Linked DNA regions of Homo sapiens: region 2 is linked to region 1. Evidence: chromatin loops called from intact Hi-C (ENCODE). Cell type or tissue: HepG2. All regions are shown on one strand. Each heading gives the region's core, and the rest is flanking DNA. Links, peaks and the distances in the headings are about the cores only.

The links. A loop is a pair of places that touch in the nucleus more often than their neighbours do. Peaks named below come from ENCODE experiments on the same cell type or tissue, not always from the same donor. Only the 100,000 strongest peaks of a DNase experiment are listed, where the experiment ranks them.
Region 2: it touches region 1 in a loop (2.3-fold over the local background); 2 of 110 quality-filtered maps call a loop at or near these places.

What each region holds. Positions count from the first base shown.
Region 1 is chr2:30,668,171-30,673,557 of GRCh38, reverse strand. No RefSeq gene overlaps it. Among named protein-coding and RNA genes, the nearest start is that of CAPN13, 140 kb to the left of the region's middle. In HepG2, for the core only: a CTCF peak has its summit at 2,847; a DNase peak (open chromatin) is centred at 2,877.
Region 2 is chr2:30,431,786-30,437,172 of GRCh38, reverse strand. No RefSeq gene overlaps it. Among named protein-coding and RNA genes, the nearest start is that of LCLAT1, 13 kb to the left of the region's middle. RefSeq lists an enhancer at 181-260. In HepG2, for the core only: no CTCF peak of the experiment used is centred there; a DNase peak (open chromatin) is centred at 3,072; H3K4me3 peaks cover 354 bases.

The DNA of each region.
Region 1 (5,387 bases), core at 168-5,167:
GGACAGATAGATAGACAGACAGACAGACAAATGGAGAATGCTATAATTTGTTATAAGGGAATTTGAGAAAAAATGTGTATTTTCTAATTGGTGAATACGAAATTCTTCATGCATCTGTTTAAATCAAGTTTGTTACTGGTGCTGTTCATTCCCCAATATCCTTACAGGAGTTTAATGATTTAACAATGATGAGATATGCTGAAGTGCTAAAGGAACTCGCTGTGAATTCAGATTTCTCAATTCCTCTTTTACGTGCACTTAGGCTATGTCTATCTTTTCTTGTAGTGCTATAGCTAGATAAGATTTCTTTTTGTTAGCGTTTCATTGGTATATATTTTTCCATCCTTTTACCCTTTGGAGTTCTTGGGCTTTTTAGTATGTTTTTTGGAGTCCTTAAGTTTTTTATATGTCTCTTGTCAACAAAATATAACAGACTGTTGTTTCCTTGTTTCAAACAGTCCAACAATTTCTATTTAAACTAGAAAGTTTAGTCCATTTACATTTATTGAGATGATTAATAAATTCAGATTCATTTCTAGCAAAGGCATGTTGGTTTCTCTATATATTGCTTTTTAATTTAACTTAGTTTTGTTTTTTCAAAGTTTATTGAGATATGATTGACATACAATAAACTGCACAGATTTAAAGTATACAATTTGATAAGTTTTGACATATGTATAAACCCATGGAGCCATCAGCACAACCAAGATAATGAACATATCTATCATTCTCCTGAGGCTTTCCTATTCCCTATTGTGATTTCTCCTTCCTTCCCTCCCCAGGCTCCATCCCTGAGCAAACACTGATCTGTTTTCTATCACTATAGATTAGCTGGTATTTTCTAGAATTTCAGATATATGTAATTATGAAATATGTACTCGATATTGTTTAGCTTCTTACATTCAGCATAATTACTTTGTGGTTGGCCATGTTCATTCGTTTTTATTGCTGAGCAGTGTTCTATTATGTAGATATTCTTTAATGTGTGTATCCGCTCACTTGTTAATGGGCATTTATTACAGATAAAACTGTTATGCACATTTGTGTACAAGTCTTTGTTACAGACATATGTTTTCATTTCTCTTGGTAAATACTTGGGAGTGCAATGGCAAAGTCACATAAGAGATATGCTTAACATCTGAAGAAATTGTCAAGCTGTTTCCCAAAGTGGTTATACTATTTCATATTCCCATAAGCTGTGTATAAGAGTTCTACTTTCTTCCACATTTTTACTAAAACTTGGTAGGGTCAGTCTTTTTAATTTTCTCTTTTCTAATAGATGTGTAATGGTATTTCACTGCAATGATTTTAATTTCACTGCAATGACTTTACTTTGCATTTATAAAATAGTGATTTTAATTTGCATTTACCTAACTACTGATGATGTTGAGCATCTTTCCTTTCCTTTTCTTTTTTTTCTTTTTTTTTTTTTGAGGCTGGAGTGCAGTGGTGCAATCTCGGCTCACTGCAAGCTCCGCCTCCCGGGTTCACGCCATTCTCCTGCCTCAGCCTCCGGAGCAGCTGGGACTACAGGCGTCCATTACCACGCCCCGCTAATTTTTTGTATTTTTAGTAGAGATGGGGTTTCACTGTGTTAGCCAGGATGGTCTGGACCTCCTGACCTCGTGATCCACCTGCCTCGGCCTCCCAAAGTGCTAGGATTACAGGCATGAGCCATCACGCCCGGCCAAGCATCTTTTCACGTGTTTATTTGCCATCTATCTATCTTCTTTGGTAAAGTGTGTGTTCAAGATTTTTGCCCATTTTAAATTAGGTTTTTAGTTTTATTATTGAGTTTTGAGAGTTGTATATATTCTGCATACAAGTCCTTTATCAAATCTTTGCTTTGCAGATACTTTCCTCCAACCTGTGGCTTTTCTTTTCATCCTTTTCACAGTATCTTTTTAAATGCAGAGGTTTTTAATTTTGATGAAGTCAGGTGTGTTAATTCTTTCTTTCATGGGTTGTGCTTTTGGTGTCATATTTTTTAAAGTCTTTGCCTAACTCAAATTTACAAATATTTTCTCCAATGTTTTCTTCTAGAGGTTTTATAGTTTTAAGTATTACATTTAGGTATATGATCCATTTTGAGTTAATTTTTAGATATAATGACATACATGAATTAAAGTTTATTTGTTTGTTGTGTGCAAATGCATATCCATTGTTCCAGTACCACTGAAAAGTAGAGACCTTATTCTCTGTCTATTTAATTTTGGATAATTTCCGTTACTGTCTTGAAGCCCTCACTCACAACTCTTTACCATGACCTTCGGTCAAGTACTTTTGAAACAGAATAGGGGAAGAAGATGACCTTTCTTAATGGCAATAGGTTTAAAACTTGGGTAATTCACTCCCACTGGAGGACAGGCACAAAACTCCAGCCACTTCCCAGACCCTTCTCTTTTACAAGGAAAAAGCCTTAAGATACTGGAAGGACAGGAAATCAAGGGCCCAGGCAAAAATCACTTTCCCTGGCTGAAGGTAAAAGGAAAGGCCATTTGACATGGGAGGAGGGGTTGGAAACTCTTCTGCTCCTTGTCTGCTACTGGTGAGTGGCAAGAAACCCACTCAGTCCCAGGATTCTGCACTGATAAAAAGCACAGGTCTGATATCACTGGAGTTGGGACCATAGTGAGGCAGGCAGCTCTCCCCTGTCTAAGATGCCCCACAGGCATGAGGCAAGGTATAGATGCCACAAAAGGGAGAAGCAAGAATAATGAGGGCCAGGTGCACGGAGCCTGCCTAAGACTAAGAGTAAATGAGAAAAATGGAGAACCCCACCTGCCCCCAGTATGAGCCTTGTGCTGAGTAATGAGCAATAACAGAAAAACATAGAGAGCTCCCCTCTGTGGTGGAGGCATGCAAGTCCCCCTGAAAGCTGAGCAGGAAGTAGAAACACTGATACAAGACAGCAGCAACCCACCACTGGAGGAATTTGAAGTATGTGTTGCCCTGAAGTAAGTTATTACAACTACAAAACTAAAACCCAGCACAGCTACTGATTTTAATTGACTCGACCCCCCACACTAACAGCCTGGCAGATGCAGAGGGATACCTACTTCCTGGCATAAACACAAGTTACCTCAATCTTTACTGTTATTCACACACAGTGTTTGGAACACAGTTTTTAAAACTACAAAGACACGCTCATACACACATTTACGAGACACACAAAAAAGCCAGAAAATAAACAACCTATTGTAAAGAGATAAAACAACTCACAGAACCAGACCCAGAGACAGCACGGATGCTGGAACTATCAGGGGCTTTAAAATAATTATGATTAGTTGGTGGAAAGGGGTCTAGTGGAAAAGGTGGACAACGTATGTGAACAAATGGAGAATTTCAGCAGAGGTAGAATTATAAAAGAGAATCAAATAGAAATGCCAAAAATAAAAAAAAAGATACAGAATTTCTTTGATGGCTTTTAAGCAGACTGTATGTAACAGAGGAAAGAAACAGTGAACTTAAAGATAGGTCAATCAATGGAAACTATCCAAATTGAAACACAAAGAGGCAAAAATGGAAACAATAAAATAACAATTGAGAAGAGCATCCAAAAGCTGTGGACAATATCCATATCAATGATCTAACACTGGGATCCCAGAAGAAAAAGAGAGCCAGGGCCAGGCGCAGTGGCTCATGCCTGTAATCCCAGCACTTTGGGAGGCCGAGGCAGGTGAATCACCTGAAGTCAGGAGTTCGAGTTCAGCCTGACCAACATGGTTAAACTCTGTCTCTGCTAAAACTACAAAAATTAGCTGAGTGTGGTGGTGGGTACCTGTAATCCCAGCTACTCAGGAGGCTGAGGCAGAAGAATTGCTTGAACCAGGCAGGCAGAGGTTGCAGTGCACTGAGATCGTGCCACTACACTCCAGCCTGGGCAACAGAGTGAGAATCCGGCTTCAAAAGAAAAAGAAAAAGAAAAAGAAAAAAAAGAAAAAAAGAGTGAAAAGAGAACTATTTGAATATACAATGTCTAAGAACTTTCCAAAATTAATTCAAAGCAACAAACCATAATTCCATGAATCTTAGCAAACCCCAACAAGAATAAATAAAAACAAAACAAAACTTAAGCTCATCATGGTCAAACCACTGAAACCCAAAGATAAAGATAAAACCTTGAAAACAACCAAAGAGGAGGGTAATCATGCAAACAGGAGAAAAGATTAGAATTATAGCAGATTTTTAATCTCTGCAAACCAGAGCTAGAAAAACATCTTTAAAGTGCTGGGGAGGGCAGGGGCAGGAAACCAAAAACCTGTCAGTTCATAATTTTATAGCCAGCAAAAATATCTTTTTAAAACAAAGGCAAAATAAATACTTTTTCAGGCAAAGAAACCTGAGAGAATTCATTACCCGCAGGTCTTCACTATAAAAACTTGTAAAGGAACTTTTGCAGACAGAAGGAATATATCAAATGGAAACTTAGATCTCCACAAAAAATGAAGATTGCTAGAACTGGTAAAAATGGGGATAAATAGAAAAGACGTTTTGTTCCTTTTAAAAGTCTCTTTACAACAGGTAAAATATATGACAAAAATAGCATAAAGAATGGGAGGGAGGAAATGGGATTACACTGTGCTGAGCTTCTTAAACTACATGTTTAATGGTATAATATTATTTGAAGCTGTTTATTGTGAACTCGAGAGCAGGACTATAAAAACGAAAGGAACAATGGAGATGTGAGTCACAAGTCAAAATATAAAAATCTGTTCTGACAATATATAGTTAATACAATTATTTTAAGTGAAGAAGAGGGGTAAAAAATATTGGAAACAAAGTAAGTTTTGCTAATTGCCTTCTCTGTAACATGTGATAATTAAAAAAACTGGTTAGGCAATAGAAGTATGTGCATATTTAACCTGGTGAAGATAAATGCAAAAAGATAATTTCATTAACCAGGAGAGCATGGTAGAGGAAAGGGAAAAGGAAGCATGCTAGTTTTATTCTTGTTTATAGAAAAGAACTAATATATTCTGCCTAAGGAAAGCTAAGGCCATACATAAAGCTTTAATCTTAAAGGTAAATACTAGAAAAACAACAACAATTCACCTTCTTAACATGAGAAGAACCACACACACAAAAAAAAGGACAAAGGGAAAAAAGAATAAAAGAATAAATAAAAGAATAAAAGCCACAGGGTAAAAAACTAAAAGATAAGTAAAAATTAAAAGTAAAAACAAGAAACATGATATAAAATTATATGACAAGGCTAAGCATGGTGGCTCACACCTGTAATCTCAGCACTTTGGGAAGCTGAGGCAGGCAGGTTACTTGAGACCAGGAGTTCAAGACCAGCCTGGCCAGCATGGTGAAACCCTGTCTCTACTAAAAAAAAAAAAAAAAAAAAAAAAAAAAAAAAAAAATTAGCTAGGCATGGTGGG
Region 2 (5,387 bases), core at 329-5,328, 240 kb after region 1:
TTCTTCTCAGTTCTCTTTTCTGCTCCTATACCCCCATTTACATATAAAAACTCAGAAAATAGAAACAACTATGGAAAGCTAAGCAAATCCCTTATACAGAGCTCAGATTATCTCCAGTATGATATCCAGGCACAGTTTGGGGCCTCTGGCTGCTGCCCAGAACTCTCACCATTCTGGACCATCCTATTATAATACAAAGTCAATGTCTGTGACACTCAATCTCCACCCCTCAGCAAGCATCTGATGACAAGAGGAACTTCTGAGCTCAAGAGTTCAAGACTATCATTCAGAACAGTTCCACTAGAATAAGTTGGTTCAGAGAGTCGCTGAAATTGTCACACTTTGTGCTTAGTCTCAAGAACCATGCTTCTAAACTTTAGCTATGCATTAGAATCAGCCGGGGAGCTTTCAAAACAGCAGAGATCATAATTATATTCGGTTTAGGATGGGGCCTGGGCAGTGGTAATTTTTAAAAGATCCCCAGGCAATTGTAAGTGCATTCAAAATGGAGAATTATTGATTTAGGTCGGATACTGGAGTGTAATTATTGGGGCCCACCTCTGAGTTTCTGGACACACCTGCAATAACCCTGACAGGCTCTAAGTAGGACTGATGTTGGATGAATCAATGGATGAATGAACAGATAACTGTGAGATAATATAGTGGAAAGAGTGTTGGTCTAAAGGCCAGAAAACCATATTCCCATCCCTGGCCGAATCACTGTGTGAATACTGTACCAGCAATTATTTTCTCTGAGCCTCAATTTACTCTCTTATGAAAAGGGGATAATAATATCTGCTTTATGTGAAGATAGTGCATGTCAAAGTGCTTTGCATATGTGTACATTATATTGAGAAATTGTTAAAAATAAATCATAACAGCCATCCTAGCCTACTGTTTTTTTAAATAAAACCTGGAAATGTGAATTAATGCAGAAATTGACTGTAGGGTTGAAGTGGGAAGCAGACTCCACACTGCAGCCATGTGGTTCGTTTTCCCCTAGTTCAAGCCCAGTGTGATTACTGTTTTTGGGGATTGCTATAGGATATTTGTGCCCGCCACCAAATTCATATGTGGTAGCCTAATCCCCAATGTGATGGTATTTGGAGGTGGAGATTCTGGGGGATATTAATGCCCTTATAAAGAAGAGCTCCCTCTCCTCTTCCATCATATGAGGACACAGCAGAAGGCATCATCTATGAACCAGGAAGCAGGTTGTCATCAGACACAGAATCTGCCAACACCTTGATCTTGGACTTCTCAGCCACTAGAACTATGAGCAATACATTTTTGCTGTCTGTAAGCCACCCAGTTTATGATATTCTTTTTTGTTTTTCTTTCTTTTTTATTAATTTTTTTTTTTTTGACACGGAATCTTGCTCTGTTGCCCAGGCTAGAGTGCAATGGCATGATCTCGGCTCACTGCAAGTCTGCCTCCCAAGTTCAAGCCATTCTCCTGCCTCAGCCTCCTGAGTATTTAGGATTACAGGCACTCGCCACCACGCCTGGCTAATTTTTTGTATTTTTATTAGAGAGAGGGTTTTGCCATGCTGGCCAGGCTGGTCTCGAACTCCTGACCTCAGGTGATCTGCCTGCCTTGGCCTCCCAAAGTGCTGGGATTACAGGTGTGAGTCACCACGCCTGGGCTTTAAAAACTTTTTTTGAGATGGGATCTTGCTTTGTTACCCAGACTGCAGTACAGTGGTACAATCTCACCTCACAGCAACCTCCCTGTCCTGTGCTCAAACAGTCCTCCAGCCTCAGCCTCCCAAGTAGCTGGGACCACAGGAGCTGCCACCACCCCTGGCTATTTTTTATGTTTTTTGTAGAGATGAGGATTTCACCATGTTGCCCAGGCTGGTCTCCAACTCCTGGGCTCAAGTGATGCCCCCACCTTGGCCTCCGAAAATGCTGAGATTACAGGCATGGGCCACCACACCTGGCCTGGTTTATGGTATTCTATTGTAGCAGCCCTGATGAACCAAGACAGGGATCATGAAGCCATGGTGACTGACCAATGTCCCAATCCCTGCCAACCAACCTTGCACCTCAGGTCCCACTAGGGCCCCTCCCCGGCTGCCTTGTTGCCATCTCCCTGTTTCTCAGCACAGTGCTGGCTCAGAGTAGGCGATCATCAGTGGACGCATGAATGAGTGTCCTTGGATTTCTAACTCTGAGTGCAGCTTTAATACTTGCCTCTGTCTTTTCTGTTGTGGCAACTTTCTGGACCACCCATCTGACGACTTTGGAGTGGTTTCTGCTGACTCCTCAGTTTGGGTGTCCCCTACTGCCACCTGTGAGAAGCTCCCACTCTCCTGCCCCCAGCAATTTGGGTCCCCCACTAGTCAGACCAGTCTTGGCTCTTCATGAAGGGGTATGTGGAATTCAGACAAAACACATGGTGTTTGCCCAGGATCTTGCTGTTTTCATTTATGTTTTTAAATAACTTGTTTTTCTTATTATTGCAAAGTAACACATGTTTGAAAAAATTTGGAAAAACCAGGCATGCAAACATTAAGAAAGTACAAATCTTTCACAAATCCCTCAATCTAAGAGAATCACTGCTTAATGTTCTTAATTTTGTGTATCCACCACACATGCACACATTTATACATACATATTTAGAAAAATTGGGTCATCCTGTACTTAGCGATTTGTAACCTGCTTTTTCACTTAATAATGTTTCACTGCCTTGAAGAGTCATCTTGCCCTATTATTTACCTCGAGCCCCATGTGTCCACTTCTACTGCCATGAGTTGCTTACACTTATTTACTACAAACTGAGCAACATAAATTAGAACAGGACAAATCAATCAGGTGTGCAGGGCTTTTCTAGCTAACTGGTGCCTGGTAATGGGTGCTTTGACCAGTGGTGTCTACTCAGCGACAAACACTACATGTTATAAAATATTTGTTTCATCAAGAGCTCCGGGACTCAGGCTGTAACAGAAAGAACCAGATTACGGAGCAGCCATATCCTTAAAACTGCTATTGTTTCTACGAAACTGGAAAATTCCATTGCTATAGCCAATGTCAACAGGCAAGAAAGGAATGCAGGCATTCAAAGGAAGGGAAGAATTTGATGAACAGACTATGGGTAACTGGGCAACAATTCTGTGAAAATGACCAGAAGGCACCGGCTTCTGTCACTGGGGTCAGAAATGAGAGTCCAGGCATTGGCCCTCCCTGAAGCAGATAAGGTAGTAAGCCTGTAATATATGGTTGTGTAAAGAAGAAACCTAGGCTAGTGTTCTGGCAGTGATGGAACTAGCTAACAGCACCCCAGGAGCCCCCAGCCCTCCACTGGGGCCTTGTCCCCCAATCTTACAATGCTCCTTGGCCAAGTGCCCACGTGCCCACACCACAGGCCACCTCGAGATTCTTGCAGATGCTGTGCCTCAGAATGGGAAGCTTGATGGCTGCTGAGGGGAGGAGGTAGGGGCTTGCAGGGAGAGAGCTGGGATTCGGACTGAGAGAGAGTGAGTGGGTGTCACATGCATCACATGTCACACAAGGAGAGATTACATTCAGATCCCTTCTAGGTTCATACTTCCCACCAAAATTATTGCAGAACTCTCTGAACTGGGCCCCCTTGTTTCTTGATGCCTTTCTTCACTATCCATTAACCAAAATACCACCCACAGTGATTTTCAATTACCTATCTAATTAGATATTTCTTATTTAAAATGTTCTTTTCTTTTATTTATGGAAAGCAAGTAGTACCTGCACATTGTTTAAAAATCAAACACATCCAAAAGGTCCATAATGAAAAACATTAGTCTCTTGTCTCTGCTCCCCACCCACTCCCTAACTGTCTTGCCCCAGTTCTGGCTACCAAAGGTGACTACTCCTAAACATTTTCTTTTTTTTTTTTTTTGGCAGTTCTGGTGCTTAGCTTCATATTTCTAAAAATCATGCTTATATTGTTATTTCCTGACCCCTCAATTTTAAACTTTAAAATGTGTCCTTTTTATGTAGATGAGGATTTTAAAAAATATATAAACAGCTTTATTGAGGTATAAGGGACATAGAATAAACTGCATGTATTTAAAGTGTACAGTTTGGCCAGGAGTGGTGTCTTGCACCTGTAATCCCAGTACTTTTGGAGGCTGAGGTGGGAGGACCACTTGAGCCCGGGAGTTCGAGACCAGCCTGGGCAACATAATGCGACCCCATCTCTACAAAAAAATAAAAAATCAGCTGGGTAATTTGATACCCTGTCAGAAAGAAGAAAGAAAGAAAGAAAGAAAGAAAGAAAGAAAGAAAGAAAGAAAGAAAAAAGGATGAAAGAAAGGAAGAAGATTAAGAAAGAAATAAAGATTTTGTGCTAGAAAAAAAAAGAACAATGAATAAGCACACGAAAAGATACTAGCACTAGAGAAATGCAAACTAAAACCACATTAGAATAGCCAAAATTTAAAAACCTGACCATACCGAATGTTGGCAAAGATACAGAGGAACTGGAACTCTCACACTGCTAGTGGAAATACAAAATGATAGAGCTAATTTGGAAAACAGCTTGGCAGTTTCTTAAAAAGGTAAACATGCACTTATCATATGGTAGTGTATGATTCAGCTACTCCACTACTAGGTATTTACTCACTAGAAAAGAAAGCAGATGTCCATACAAAGACTTGTGCAGGAATATTCATAACAGCTTTATTTGTAATAGCTCAAAACTGGAAACAACCTAAATGCCCATTAAAGCTGAATGGATATACAAACTGTAGTATTAGGTTGGTGCAAAAGTCATCGCGGTTTTTGCCATTGAAAGTAATGGCAAAAACCGCGATGACTTTTGCACCAACCTAATATATCCATACAGTGGGCTACTATTCAACTACTTAATGATATAAAGGAATGAACTATTGATATATGCAACAACCTGGATGAATCTCAAAGTCATTATGTTGAGTGAAATAAGCCAGGTGAAAAGAGTACATACCATGTGATTCCATTACATAAAACTCTTAAAAATGCAAGCTAACCAATAGTGACAAAGAACAGATCAGGGGTTGCCTGGGAATGGTGGCAGGAAAGAAGTCAGAGGAGGGGGTGGCTAAGGGATGAGAAAACTTCTAGAGGTGATAGATATGTTCATGTTTTTGATTGTGGTGATGGTTTTGTGGGTGTACCTAAGACCAAATGTATCAAATCATATACTTTATTTATTTATATTAATTTTTACTGTTTTTAGAAACAGGGTCTTGCTCTGTAGCCCGAGCTGGAGTGCAGTGGTGTGATCATGGCTCACTGCAGTCTCAGACTCCTGGGTTCAAGTGATCCTCCTGCCTCAGCCTCCCAAGTAGCTGGGACCCCAGTCATGTGCCAACATGCTCGGCTAATTTTTTTTACTTTTTAATTGTTTGTAGAGATGAGGTTTCACC